3 separate regions of the Homo sapiens genome follow, and regions 1 and 3 are each linked to region 2. A link is a contact called in ENCODE Hi-C data. All regions are on one chromosome and are shown on one strand. Each heading gives the region's core, a stretch centred on a gene start or an enhancer-like site at or near the end of the contact. The rest is flanking DNA. Distances are from core to core; before and after follow the strand shown.

Region 1 (2,700 bases), core at 120-2,619, 1.0 Mb after region 2:
ATCATTTTTCACTTTGCCTACTTGCCTGATAGAGTTAATGAGAGTCAAAAAGTGCATCACTGACTTTCTTACATTCATCTTAATAAGGGAAAACCAGTGGGAAAACATCATTTCATGAGTGAGTGGATTGGAGAATAAAAAAATGTTTGTTCAACATTTTGTAAAAGTGAATAATACTGATACTTTTTTCTATTGTTCTTTAGCTCAAATATTTTAGTTATGAGACCCCCTTTTGTTTTTTTTTTTATTATGGTGGGTAAATATATCTTTAATGGAATAGTATGCATTTTTTTCATTAAACTATGATATGAGAGCATATAAACTGATGTCACAATATTACTAGAATATTTCTAATGTAAATTTTATTCTCAATAAGTAGTTATTACAGTGTAGACATTTTGGTCTAATATGAATTTCAAATATGTACGTTGCAACAGCTATTTGAAAATAGTGGAGAATTAAGTAGTTGGCTTTCTACAAATAGAGTAATATACGATTGAATATTTTTTGTTCATATGCCCAACAATCCAACAAATGGAAACCAAAGTAAATCATGGCAAGTAATTATTGCTCAAAAATACAGTAGTTGATAGATTGTGGGCACTGTCACTTAAATACTGATTTATTTCCAACACAACTAGAAATTAAGGTGATTTCATTTCTCTTGCAATAAGTTTTACCTTCTTTCTGCCTATCTCCCTACCTGCCTACCTGCCCTACCTATTGCTAATGACAAAGAAACATAGCCATTGAATATTTTGTTGAGTTAAAGTGGTGATTTTTTTTAAACCAAGGCCCATTACAACCTTATGACTTTTTAATTTTGTTGGTAAGAAACCACAAATAAGTGGATTATTTTAGTTTCATAATTTTCTGTTCATTGATATAATTGCTACATCAGCAATACTTCATGGCTGTCCTGACTATGGTCTGCTCTAGAAATTATATTAGCAGCCCCTTTTCTCCTGAAAATATCAGTTTTGCATACTTAGAAATTTGCTGAAAAGTTTGTTTTAAAAGAACCTTAATGAGATAAGACAGTCAAATACTCAGCATTAAAGGGTTGAATTTTCTTCTTTTTGGCCAGCCTTCTCAGACTGTTGTGTAGACAGAGTCCTCAGGTATTGCTACCAAGCCAATCTAGGTCCATTTGTCTGCACACAATGAAAAGCCAAACACTGAATCACTGGATTTTTATAGAGAGAAAGATTAATGGCAAGGCAGCCATGCAGGAGATGGGCTCAATTCTGTCTTCCCTTACCAGCTTAAAGCAGTATATAAAAGGAGGAGATGCTGGAGGAGGAGTTTTGGGGTTGGTTAATGATTGTTGGAAAGGGAGGGGAGGTTTGGAAAGTCCCTTGAGCAGGCACAGTTGTCTCTTCGTGCTTCCTCATGGGTTGCCTTTGCAAATTCGGAGGGAGTTGGTGTGAAACCTGTGGTGAAAATACTGGCTTTGATATCAGAAAGTCCCTCATCTGGCAAGAAGTCTATTCTGTGCAGATCCCAATCAGCCATACCAGTTCCAACCAGCTTCAACCAGTCAACCAGTTTTGTTACAAGCAGAGGGAGTTCTAACAAGCTGTTTCTTTATCTGCAGTGCTGTAAGACAAGCTCAAAACTTCTTGTTAGTTACCAGTTTCTTTAACCCCATGGAGCACTGTTTAAGTATGATAGTGAAAAGGGGAAAGATAATTCAGTTTTGAAAGATCTAGTTCCAGGATGTTGATTATTCAAGAAAGGAACATAAGCATTCTAGAAATGCACACTTAGGTCTTTGAATGAGTGTTTCAATAGATTTTGATTGGCATCATTGTTCAATTTCCGGAATGCAGAAGTGCAATTTTATTTAAAAAATAGACTTTCCTTAAATACTTTCTTCACTTGTCATAATGTCCTTATGATAGTAATCTTAATTTTCAAAAAATTATAGTTGGTGTATGTACAATGTTACCAATTGTTTGTTGTTGTTGTTGTTTTTTCCAGAAATCTTACAGGCTGGTGTTAAAGGAACTTCGGAATCCCTTAAAGGTGTGAAACGCAAAAAGATCGTAGCTGAGAATCACCTGAAAAAAATACCAAAATCCCCACTGAGAAATCCTCTTCAGGCAAAACATAAACAAAATACAGAAGAGTCATCTTTCGCCGTTCTTCATAGTGCTTCGGAGTCTCACAAGAAACAGAATTATATTCCTGTAAAAAATGGGAAGCAGTTTACCAAACAAAATGGAGAAACACCTGGAATAATTGCTGAAGCCTCAAAATCTGAAGAATCTGTCTCCCCAAAGAAGCCCTTGTTTCTGCAGCAACCATCTGAACTGCGTAGATGGAGATCCGAAGGCGCTGATCCTGCCAAATTCAGTGACCTCGATGAACAATGTGACTCAAGTTCCTTGTCAAGTAAAACCAGGACTGACAATAGCGAATGCATCTCTTCTCATTGTGGCACTACGTCCCCCTCCTATACAAACACTGCATTCGATGTCTTACTGAAAGCAATGGAGCCAGAACTGAGCACCTTGTCACAAAAGGGCTCACCTTGTGCAATTAAGACAGAAAAACTGAGGCCAAATAAAACTGCACGTTCCCCTCCCAAATTAAAAAACAGTTCAATGGATGCCCCAAATCAGACTTCACAGGAATTGGTTGCTGAATCACAGTCTTCTTGTACCTCATACACAGTCCATATGTCTGCTGCTCAGA
Region 2 (2,700 bases), core at 25-2,524:
ATCTGCTCGCCTTAGCCTCCCAAAGTGCTGGGATTACAGGCGTGAGCCACCTCGCCTAGCCCTGACGCGTATTTTCAACTGGCTTTTAATAAAATGTGTTTTAATTATGCAACATAATTGAACCACCCATGAAAAAAGCACACACTGATTTTTTGTAAATATATCTTAATTGCACTGGGTTCATTCTCTTCACAGGAATCTATATTAAATCTGTTGCAAAGCAAGTAATTATCCTTTAATGTATTTTTATACATGGTATTTGTTCCTAATGTTGCTTCTTAGGGAATACAGTTCACATAGTAGGGCAGCTGGGTATGGCAGGATACATTTATTAAATCAAGGGATTGCTGCTTAGAACTTTTGTGTTTGTTTTTGGAGACAGAAGACAGGAAACTGTAATTTTTAGAAGAGTAAAAAGGTATCTCAGGGAGCAAAAGAATCACAGGAAAACTCGAAGGCTCTGATTCCTTCTAAAAGAGGGACACATTTACCCTCTATTCTTCTGGGGGCACCTCTTTAACAAATGAATGTAATCTGGCGGAAGTGGGGAGTTTCAATTTTGGGTGGAGATACAGTAGTTGAGATTACTACAGTGTCTTGTTTCGTAGAGGTGTAAGCCAGTGCGGCAAAATCTCCAAGCTTGGTCTCAAGGAGGCAGCTGGGTCTAACTTACAACTCAGGCAGGTGATTTGAGGGCAGTGCAGCTGTCCTTAAGTCACCCGCGGGCCATTTCTGAAATGCTTTACTTACGAAAAGATAGAACATAACATCTGTTGCAGGGGGAAAATGAGATTTCGTGTCCTGACCCGCGTCTGCGGCAGGGACCTGAGTTCTTCCTCCAAGTCCCAAATAGCCAACCTTCGCCCCCGGCAACAGGGCTAGGTGCACGAGCAACCAGTTTTTCAGGCAGCCGCCTCCTCTTTCCTCTCTCGCCGTACTTCATCGATTACGGCTAGAAACAAAACGACTTTGTATACGGAGTAATGGTTGAAATCTCACTGGCGCCTCAGCAGGACGGGCAGCCAGATCCGCGGCTTTGGAGAAGGCCAGCCCACGGTCGTCCGACTGAGGCGACTTGAGCAAGACCAAAGGCAGAGCCGCCCGAGAATGAAAGCAGCGAAGCCCGAGTGGCGGTGCATTCTGGGAGTTGTAGTCCCTGCGAGACAACGCCGTCCCGACTCCACCAGGCTCTGCACTCCATCTCCCAGCCGACCCCGCGCCGCGGAGGAGGCGAGCTTGGTGATGAGCTGCCCCAGCGGTAGGGGGCCTGGGGCGGAGAAGCCGCTACAGCCGCGGCCGGGCGACGCTGACATCTGGCATCCCTGGGGTCTCAGAGACACGGGTGGACAGCGACGAGGGCCTTGTGGCCGCCGTGTGTACCCGTGCTTACCCTCTGTCCTCCCTACAGGCGCGCGGCGTCCGCCATGGAAGCGCATCCGACCGCTGGGGTCTCTGGGTGCCGCGGCCTCGGCTCTCCGGGGCGATGAGGGACTAGAGGCGCCCTGAGGCCCGCCTGCCTCCCGCGCTCTGGCCACCCCGGCGGGAAAAGGATCGGGCGGGCGGGCGGTCCCACAGTGCCCGCCTTTGCGCCGCCCCACCCCCTGGGGGCGCTGCCGAGGGGGCGCCAGCCGCCCATGCCGCCCCGGCGCCCAGCCGCGCCTGGCGCCCGCCGCTGAAGCGCAGGACGCGCCGCCGCCCGCGCTCACCGCCGTCCGCGCCAGCCGCCCCGAGCCGACTGCCCTTCTGCCCCCAAGATGTGGCACAGCGTCGGGCTGACTCTGCTTGTGTTCGTGGCCACGCTGCTGATCGTCCTGCTGCTGATGGTGTGCGGTGAGTGGGGGCGGTAGCCGCGAGGCAGTTCCACACGCCGGGTCGCTGATCTGCTGGGGTTTTTTTTGTTGTTTGTTTTTTTGAAAAAAACAAAAGGGCGTGGACGGACAATTGTCTTAAAATCAACTGTTGTCCCTTAGCCTCTAGGGCTGAGCGCAGAGGTGGGCCCTTTACTCATGGCCGGCCCTCGGGCATCCTGGGGAGGGAAAGGACAGGCTCCAGGGCTTCCTGCCTCTGAGTGAAACTCAGCCTTGCTTCACCGGCAGCGTCTGCTCTTTCATTCTCACCACAGGCTGCCCAGATTGTAACCTTGGCCTGCATTCGAAGGTGAAGTGATTGATTGGTCCTTTTTCATTTGCACAGATTCTGACCTTAATAATGAGAGGTGTCACCTTCGTTTCATCAGCGAGTGGGGTAGAGTTGGGTTTTCAGCACGCGTGAAATTGTTTACTTAGAGTTCAGCCTTAAACTCAATTCCAAGCAGAGATGTGGAGACCAGGCAGAGCTTAGAAACACCGGCTATATTAAACTTGCAGGGTCGGGTAACCTAACTCTCAGTTCTATAATAATGGTGCTATTTCGAATGCTGTGCGTATTTTCCTTCTTGGAATGAGAGGACGTTCAACTTTTTTCTTCAAATAATGGTAGCCCAATTTTAGATCTTTTTGATTTCTTTGTACATGTATAGTAGCTGATAACCACAGGTCTCTTAGCAAAGTGGCTAAGCAATTGTGAAAATCTAAAAAGTACGTAGAACACGTGTCAGTGAGTTTACACATATTTATAAGACTGAAGTATGGGTTCAGGTTGATGTAATAATGGGTCAGAATTCATACAGATACTATAGGGCTTGTTCATTACACGATAAAT
Region 3 (2,700 bases), core at 168-2,667, 1.3 Mb after region 2:
GATGGCTTTGAATGCAGCCCAACACAAATTCATAAGCTTTCTTAAAATATTATGGGATGTTTTTGTGATTTTTAAAAACTCTTCAGCCATTGTTAGTGTGTTTATGAGTGACCAGAGACAATGCTTATTCCAATGTGGCCCAGGGAAGCCAAAAGATTGGATACTCTTGATACAGAGTGTGAGAGAAAGAGGGGCAAGGGTGGCTGAGTTTGCAGTTCTGTGCACCTGGAGCAATGAGTTGCTCTTTACTTGCATGACAAGAACGAACAGAGGCAGCTATAGCCAGGAAGTACAGGAGAACAGAAGTGGATATGTTAGGCTGAGATTCTTAGTAGCTACCCAAATAGGGATGTTGAGTAGGCAGTTGGATACTTAAGTTCTGATATAGACTAGAAGTCCAGGCCGTAGATGTAAATTTGGGATTATTCTGCATACATATATATGTCATTAGCTAGAACTTTGTCATGTAGTCAGGCCATCTACAGCTGCAAAGAAGGCAGAAAAGGAGAATATGTACCATCTCCAACTTCCATCGAGAAAGGCAGCAGACAGAAAAGGATGGGAAGGTCTGCTGGGTCATTCAACCAACAATGTCTGTATTACCTAACTTCTCAGCTCTTCCTGTACAAAATAAGAATAATAAAGTCTACTTTATATGATTATGGTCAAAATTACATGAGATAAGCTATAGAAACAGGCCAGGAGCCATGGCTCACGCCTATAATCCCAACACGTTGGGAGGCCGAGATAGGCAGATCACCTAAGGTTAAGAGTTCGAGACCAACCTGACCAACATGGTGAAACCCTGTTGCTACTAAAAATACAAAATTAGCGGGGCGTGGTGGCACATGCCTGTAATCCCAGCTACTCTGGAGGCTGAGGCAGGAGAATTGCTTGAACCCAGGAGGTAGAGGTTGCAGTGAATGGAGATCACACCATTGCACTCCAGCCTGGGCAACAAGAGTGAAACTCCATCTCAAAAAAAAAAAAAAAAAAAAAAAAATAGGAAAGAAACATAGCTCCTGTTATAATAGGACCTTTAAATATAGAAGTTCCCCTTTCTTTCCTTTCTGTGACCTGAGATGTCATGGAAAGTCCTTCATTAGCTCACCCCATATATTTATTTTTGGACTTCCTCATTGAACAAAATGATGACACTGCTATTTTTATAATCACTACTGCCGCAAAAAACAGGAACTTTTTCTTGTCCCCCAAAACCACAGATTTTCCAGAGCCTCACTGGTCAAGCTGGGCTCTTGCTTCTCAGTCCCACTTTCTTCTTATCTCAGGGGTTCTGTTTTTAATTTGACATTTCAGTTTCTGTGCATAACCATGGTAGAAGGATTTCCAGATTCTTGGTAATCATTAACCAACTCAAGACAGGCATAGCCCTGCCCTGCCTCCCCCTCAGCTGAGGCCTTGCTGGAGAATGTCTGGGAAGGGCATTCACAGAGCACGGAGACGTCCAAAGCCGCATGGAGGGTGCCTGGTGAAAGGCCAAGTGGGGGCCGAGTGTGGCCATGCCATGGGACAAGGTTGAAGAGAGCCTAATGGCATCTGAGGAAAAAGAACTCTAAGGAAGCTATTCTTGGGGAAACGGAACATTCACCCCCAAATCTGGCCAAGCACTGTGCAGTAGACTTCTTAGGCTCCTTCTCAGCCTTATCGTTGACTCGATATTTACTTTACCCTCCCTTCCCCCTGTGCAGGGAGAAGGCCGAGACGTTTATGCCTATAGAGCGGGCCATAAAATCTTGACTCTTAGATAATATCATTTTATCATTCTTTGTAGTAGGAAAACAATAAATATTTTAAAATATGTTTGTCTGTGTTTTCAGACTTAGTGGCCAACCTGTGTGTGTGTGTGTGTGTGTGTGTGTCTGTGTGTGTGTGTGTGTGAGAGAGAGACAGAGAGAGAGAGAAAGAGAGAGAGAGAAAGAGAGAAAGAGAGAGAGAGTCTGCTAGGCCTGCCATAACAAAATACCAGACTGGGTGTCCTATATAACAGAAATTTATCTTATAGTTCTGGAGGCTGGAAGTTCAAGATCAAGGTGTTGGCAGGTTTGGTTTTTCCTGGGGCCTCTCTCCTTGGCTTGTAGATGCCGTCTTCTCCTGTGTCCTCACAGGGTCTTCCCTCTGTGTGTGTCTGTGTCTTACATCTCTTGTTCTTATAAGGAGATCAATTGTTGTGGATTTGGACCCACACATATGGCCTCATTTTACCTTAATTACCTCTTTACAGATTCTTTCTCCAAATACAGTCACATTCTGAGGTACTGAGCATTAGAACTTCAATATATGAATTTTAGAGGGACACAGTTTAGCCCACAACAGTGTGTGTGTGTGTGTGTGTGTATGTAACAGTGTATATACACACACATATACATACACGTAACATATATACAGACATATATAGTCACACACATATGCAGACACACACACACTGTTATGTGTGTGTATATATACAGTTATATACAGTATGTAAAAACCCATACTATATATAAAATATATATTATGTAGATTTTTATGTATACTTCTTATTACACACACATCCACACAATTCTGAGATACTGTCCAATTGTGCTTGAAACTTCCTCCTGTCTGCCTTGGGTAGCTTTCCCCATAAAGTAGACCTCACATTTCTCTGCTCTTCCGGACACTTGTTGTCTGCATTAGTTAATCTTTGCAAATTTCTCTGCA

What was found. Hi-C counts contacts between places; a loop is a spot of excess contacts on that map. Pooled maps may share reads with other maps.
Region 1: a map of naive thymus-derived CD4-positive, alpha-beta T cell shows a loop between it and region 2 (7-fold over the local background). The contact joins the enhancer-like site here to the promoter of SMIM13 in region 2. A Hi-C loop is called at or near these places in 1 of 168 maps with a recorded cell type or tissue (naive thymus-derived CD4-positive, alpha-beta T cell), 1 of 37 single-sample maps with no recorded cell type and 6 of 50 pooled maps.
Region 3: a loop to region 2 is called in a pooled map, with 4 times the contacts of the local background. The contact joins the enhancer-like site here to the promoter of SMIM13 in region 2. A Hi-C loop is called at or near these places in 2 of 37 single-sample maps with no recorded cell type and 3 of 50 pooled maps.

What each region holds. Positions count from the first base shown.
Region 1 is chr6:12,117,907-12,120,606 of GRCh38, forward strand. HIVEP1 (HIVEP zinc finger 1) reads left to right here. Exons shown (of 9, transcript NM_002114.4): 4 at 1,984-2,700. Among named protein-coding and RNA genes, the nearest start is that of HIVEP1, 110 kb to the left of the region's middle. RefSeq lists enhancers at 1,183-1,232, 1,250-1,544, 1,263-1,372, 1,383-1,492. Within about 2 kb of position 1,370, at least 3 of the 41 ENCODE cell types and tissues checked have a DNase peak (open chromatin) inside an H3K27ac peak, as active enhancers do.
Region 2 is chr6:11,092,560-11,095,259 of GRCh38, forward strand. It overlaps SMIM13 (small integral membrane protein 13), which reads left to right and starts at 1,275. Exons shown (of 2, transcript NM_001135575.2): 1 at 1,275-1,830. The coding sequence starts at 1,755. RefSeq lists enhancers at 882-1,422, 965-1,174, 1,423-1,964, 1,845-1,964 and a silencer at 1,435-1,744.
Region 3 is chr6:12,362,639-12,365,338 of GRCh38, forward strand. No RefSeq gene overlaps it. Among named protein-coding and RNA genes, the nearest start is that of EDN1, 74 kb to the left of the region's middle. RefSeq lists an enhancer at 978-1,297. Within about 2 kb of position 1,418, at least 10 of the 41 ENCODE cell types and tissues checked have a DNase peak (open chromatin) inside an H3K27ac peak, as active enhancers do.